Linked DNA regions of Homo sapiens: region 2 is linked to region 1. A link is a loop called in an ENCODE intact Hi-C map of the cell type or tissue named here. Cell type or tissue: mammary epithelial cell. All regions are shown on one strand.

Evidence for each region. A loop is a pair of places that touch in the nucleus more often than their neighbours do. Peaks named below come from ENCODE experiments on the same cell type or tissue, not always from the same donor. Only the 100,000 strongest peaks of a DNase experiment are listed, where the experiment ranks them.
Region 2: a loop joins it to region 1, with 14 times the contacts of the local background. A loop is called at or near these places in 6 of 110 quality-filtered maps.

What each region holds. Positions count from the first base shown.
Region 1 is chr1:155,647,366-155,649,865 of GRCh38, reverse strand. It overlaps the pseudogene LOC100419799. Among named protein-coding and RNA genes, the nearest start is that of MSTO1, 38 kb to the right of the region's middle. In mammary epithelial cell, a CTCF peak has its summit at 1,161; a DNase peak (open chromatin) is centred at 1,135; H3K4me3 peaks cover 405 bases; H3K27ac peaks cover 959 bases.
Region 2 is chr1:155,249,839-155,252,338 of GRCh38, reverse strand. It overlaps ENTREP3 (endosomal transmembrane epsin interactor 3), which reads left to right. Exons shown (of 12, transcript NM_006589.3): 6 at 434-606; 7 at 738-837; 8 at 1,175-1,244; 9 at 1,518-2,063. Among named protein-coding and RNA genes, the nearest start is that of ENTREP3, 4.4 kb to the left of the region's middle. RefSeq lists an enhancer at 1,822-2,424. In mammary epithelial cell, a CTCF peak has its summit at 1,477 (motif pointing left); a DNase peak (open chromatin) is centred at 1,458; H3K4me3 peaks cover 249 bases.

The DNA of each region.
Region 1 (2,500 bases):
TGAAATGTCATCAGCTTCTGAGGAATCTGTGCTTTCTGTCCCAGAACTCCAGGTGAGAGCTAGAGAATACTCTCAAGTATTTTGTGGACTCAGTAATATGTTTAACTTATTGATATGCCACCTGCTTGCTTGCTGCACTATGGATAGTCCTAAAATCATTTGTATTTGATTTGTGAATGCATTATGGGACATGATTGTGGAGTTGAGGTGAAATGAGATGGAAAGGATGAAATTTTACTTATTATATTAAACTCGTTTACACATTAAATTGAATCACCTGACCATACTTTAAATGCCTTAAAAAATAGTATATAGGGCCAGGTGCGGTGGCTCATGCCTGTAATCTCAGGCATGGGAGGCCGAGGCAGGCAGATCACCTGAGGTTGGGAGTTCGAGACCAGCCTGACCAACAAGGAGAAATCCTGTCTCTACCAAAAATACAAAATTAGCCGAGCATAGTGGTGCATGCCTGTAATCCCAGCTACTCGGGAGGCTGAGGCAGGAGAATTGCTTGAACCTGGGAGGTGGAGGTTGCAGTGAGCCAAGATCACGCCATTGCACTCCAGCCTGGGCAACAAGAGCAAAACTCCATCTCAAAAAAAAAAAAAAAATAGTAAATAGTCCAGGCTTGGTCGCTCACACCTGTAGTTCCAGCACTTTAGAAGGCCGAGGTGGGCGGATCACAAAACGAGGTCAGGAGTTTGAGACCAGCCTGGCCAACATGGTGAAACCCTGACTCTACTAAAAATACAAAAATTAGCCCGGCGTGGTAGCATGCTCCTATAATTTCAGCCATTCAGGGGGCTGAGGCATGAAAATCCCTCGAACCCAGGAGGTGGAGTTTGCAGTGAGCCAAGATTGTGCCGCTGCACTCCAGCTTGGGTGATGGAGTGAGACGCTGTTGCAAGACAAAAAAAAAAAAAAAAAAAAAAAAAAAAAGGAAGAGGCACATAAATATGGGCTAAGGCAAAGGAAAACTAATTTCAGGGTAAAGAAGAAGTTTTCAAAAGGCATCTTTTCCACTTTCCTGCTGTCAGGCCCAATGTCAGCTATCACTGGGATTTCATAACTCAGGGAATTCCGCTCTGACAGCTGTAGTGGGTTCCCCATTGTTTAACTTCAGATTATCCTGATACAGCTCTGTGCTGTTCTGCAATTCATGAGCCACTAGGAGCCGTAAGTACTCTTTGGAGGGTTTTACAGGAAACAATGGAGAAACTGACTTGGCTGGCATCTGAAAAGGCGCATGAGTCAGGAGGGTGAGTCTGAAGAAGAGAATTCTCAGGAGGAGAACTCTGAGCCGGAAGAAGAGGAAGAAGAAGAAGCAGAAGGAATGGAAAGCCTGGAGAAAGAGGATGAAATGACGGATGAAGCAGTTGGAGACTCTGCTGAGAAGCCTCCTTCTACTTTTGCCTCACCTGAGACTGCTCCAGAAGTGGAGACCAGCAGAACTCCACCAGGTGAGCTAGGCAAACCTATACTGAAGGACCATTCTCACTTAACCTCATTGTCTAGAGAACAGTGTGCAGGGTGGGTAGCTTATAAACCAGGTGGAGGATTTCCAGAGGAAAACTTCTGGATTTCTTCTGCAACCCCACTCCCCCAAAACACATTTAATGTGGTATCTTTGTGGAGAACAGATACGCAGATATTTTGAAATGGAGTTTTTGCTCTTTTTTTTTTTTTTTTTTTTTTGAGATGGAGTCTCGCTCTGTCGCCCAGGCTGGAGTGCAGTGGTGCGATCTCGGCTCACTGCAAGCTCCGCCTCCTGGGTTCACGTCATTCTCCTGCCTCAGCCTCTCCGAGTAGCTGGGACTACAGGCGCCCGCCACCACGCCCAGCTAATTTTTTTGTATTTTTAGTAAAGACGGGGTTTCACCGTGGTCTCAATCTCCTGACCTCATGATCCGCCCGCCTCGGCCTCCCAAAGTGCTGGGATTACAAGCGTGAGCCACCGCGCCTGGCCAGAGTTTTTGCTCTTGTTGCCCAGACTAGTGTGCAGTGTCATCGCAATCTCACCTCAATGCAACCTCCACCTCCAGGGTTCAAGCAATTCTCCTGCGTCAGCCTCCTGAGAAGCTGGGATTACAGGCACACGCCACCACGCCCGGCTAAATTTTTTTTTGTATTTTTAGTAGAGACGAGGTTTCATCATGTTGGCTAGGCTGGTCTCGAACTCCTGACGTCAGGTGATCCAACCATCTCGGCCTCCCAAAGTGCTGGGATTACAGGTGTGAACCACAGCTGCTGGCCTACTCAAAAAATTTTTAAATTGATTCTCATCCATTGCTAGATTTGTATTAGCTTCGTTCACTTTTATTTATTTATTTATTTATTTAATTTATTTATTTTTTGAGACAGAGTCTTGCTCTGTCACCCAGGCTGGAGTGCAATGGCACGATCTCGGCTCACTGCAACCTCCATCTCCCGGACTTAAGCAATTCTCCTGCCTCAGCCTCCCGAGTAGCTGGGATTACAGGAGCCCGCCACCACGCTCAGT
Region 2 (2,500 bases), 400 kb after region 1:
ATAATTCCAGCTACTCAGGAGGATGAGGCATGGGAATTGCTTGATCTTGGGAGGTGGGGGTTGCAGTGAGCTGAGATCGCGCCACTGCACTCCAGCAACAGAGTCAGACTCTGTCTCAAAAAAAAAAAGAAGGTCCTAGATGGAGGTGAGGCTAAAGGGTGGACATTCCTGTGAAGACACAGAATGTGTGGAGCTTCTGGATGGAGGTGGGGCCATAAAGAGGAATTTGTGGGTGGGCAGGGCCAGAGCTAGAGGTACAGGGTGAGCGTGGGGTTAAGGAGAGCTGATTTTGGGTGAGGGAGGGGCCAGAACAAGAGCTTCTCTCAGGGGATAGGGCCAGAAAAAATAATGTAGATGAGAGAGGAGTTTGGGGGCCCAGGAGGAGCTGTATTCCCAGAATCCAGACTTGCTGACCTGCTCGCTTCCCCAGCAGCTGGCCCCTGAGCGGTCAGTCTCAGGCCCACTGGGACCTCTGGGCTGCACGTCCCCGCCCCCAGCCCCTCTCCTACACACCATGCTGGACCTGGAGGAATTTGTCCCGCCTGTGCCCCCACCGCCCTACTATCCCCCAGAGTATACCTGCAGCTCAGAAACAGATGCACAGAGGTAAGGCCTGGTGGGGTCTTGCTGGGGGAGCTAAGGAAGGGGACTGGGGCTGGGCCTGGATTGCTGGAGAGAGGGATCTTTGTGGAGGGGGAATTATTTCTCCTACATTGACCCTCTTCCTCATCTGCCAGCATCACGTACAATGGCTCCATGGACAGCCCAGTGCCCTTGTACCCTACCGATTGCCCCCCTTCTTATGAGGCAGTCATGGGACTACGAGGAGACAGCCAGGTGAGAGCACAGCACGGCTTGGGGCGGGCTGGGGAGCCGGGTTGTAGCCTGGAAAGCTGAACAGGCTGTAGCCTCTGGATAAAGATAGTAACAGTGGTCAAGGTCTTTACAGCACCAGCATGCCCACTGTTGCCTTTGATCTTCCCTAGAGCCTGGTGAGGTGAGTGGGTTGGAAGCTATCATTTCTGCCATACAGACGTGGAAGCTGAGGCTGCACAATTAAGTGACTTGTACAAAGGGACAAGGCTGGTCTGGAATCTAAGTCTCCAGAGCTCTGTCTAGCACATGGGGGTGTTCAGTGTGTAGGGCTGAACCCTTGACCCTGTGTCTTCTGCAGGCCACTCTCTTTGACCCTCAGCTTCACGATGGCTCGTGCATCTGTGAACGAGTGGCCTCCATTGTAGACGGTGAGCAGGGCGTAATGAGGGGTGGACAAGGGCGGGGCTGCCAGGGATAGCTGGGGTGGGTAGAGACAATAGAAGGGGAAAACAAGGCGGAGTTGGTGGTTTGGGGACATAGGAGGGCTGTGGCAACTTGGAACCCTGGACTTATTTTTCTCCTCTGAGATAAAGCTGGAGGCACAGTGGCCCCTAGAGGCTGGGCTTGGGAGAAGAGGAACTGCCTGGGCAGGGCTAGGCCAGGCCAGGCTGGTGCTACACAGCGCCCCCTGCCGCCCACAGTGTCCATGGACAGCGGGTCTCTGGTGCTGTCAGCCATTGGTGACCTCCCTGGGGGCTCTAGCCCGTCGGAGGACTCGTGCCTGCTGGAGCTGCAGGGCTCCGTGCGCTCCGTGGACTACGTTCTCTTTCGCTCCATCCAGCGCAGCCGTGCCGGCTACTGCCTCAGCCTGGACTGTGGCCTGCGGGGCCCCTTCGAGGAAAGCCCCCTGCCACGGCGCCCCCCACGGGCTGCCCGCTCCTATTCCTGCTCTGCCCCTGAAGCTCCACCCCCACTGGGTGCCCCCACAGCTGCCCGCAGCTGCCACCGGTTGGAGGGCTGGCCGCCCTGGGTGGGACCCTGCTTCCCCGAGCTGAGGCGGCGGGTCCCCCGGGGAGGGGGCCGCCCAGCCGCAGCCCCGCCCACCCGAGCCCCGACTCGTCGCTTCAGCGATAGCTCAGGTTCCCTCACCCCACCGGGGCACCGGCCTCCTCATCCGGCATCCCCACCACCGCTGCTGCTGCCACGGTCCCACAGCGACCCAGGCATCACGACCTCCAGTGACACTGGTGAGCCCCCTCCCCGACTGCCCAGGCTCAGGAGAGGGTAGGCACTGGGAGTTAGGTGGCCAGTGATGCCCACCAGGATTGGGGCACAGTTGAGGTCCCTGAGGAGGAAGAAAGGGTGAGTTCACTCCTCTGGTAGACACTTCTCAGGTACTCACCTCCTAGGGACAGAACATCCATAGCTTAGCAGCTAAAAAAGGAGAATTTTTTTTTTTTTTTGAGACGGAGTCTCTGGCTCTGTCGCCCAGGCTGGAGTGCAGTGGCATGATCTTGGCTCACTGCAACCCGTTTCCCGGGTTCAAGTGACTCTCTCCTGCTTCAGCCTGCCGAGTAGCTGGGACTACAGGTGTGCGCCACCATGACCGGCTAATATTTTTTTTTTTTTTTTTTTTTGAGACGGTGTCTCGCTCTGTCACCCAGGCTGGAGTGCAGCCGCGCGA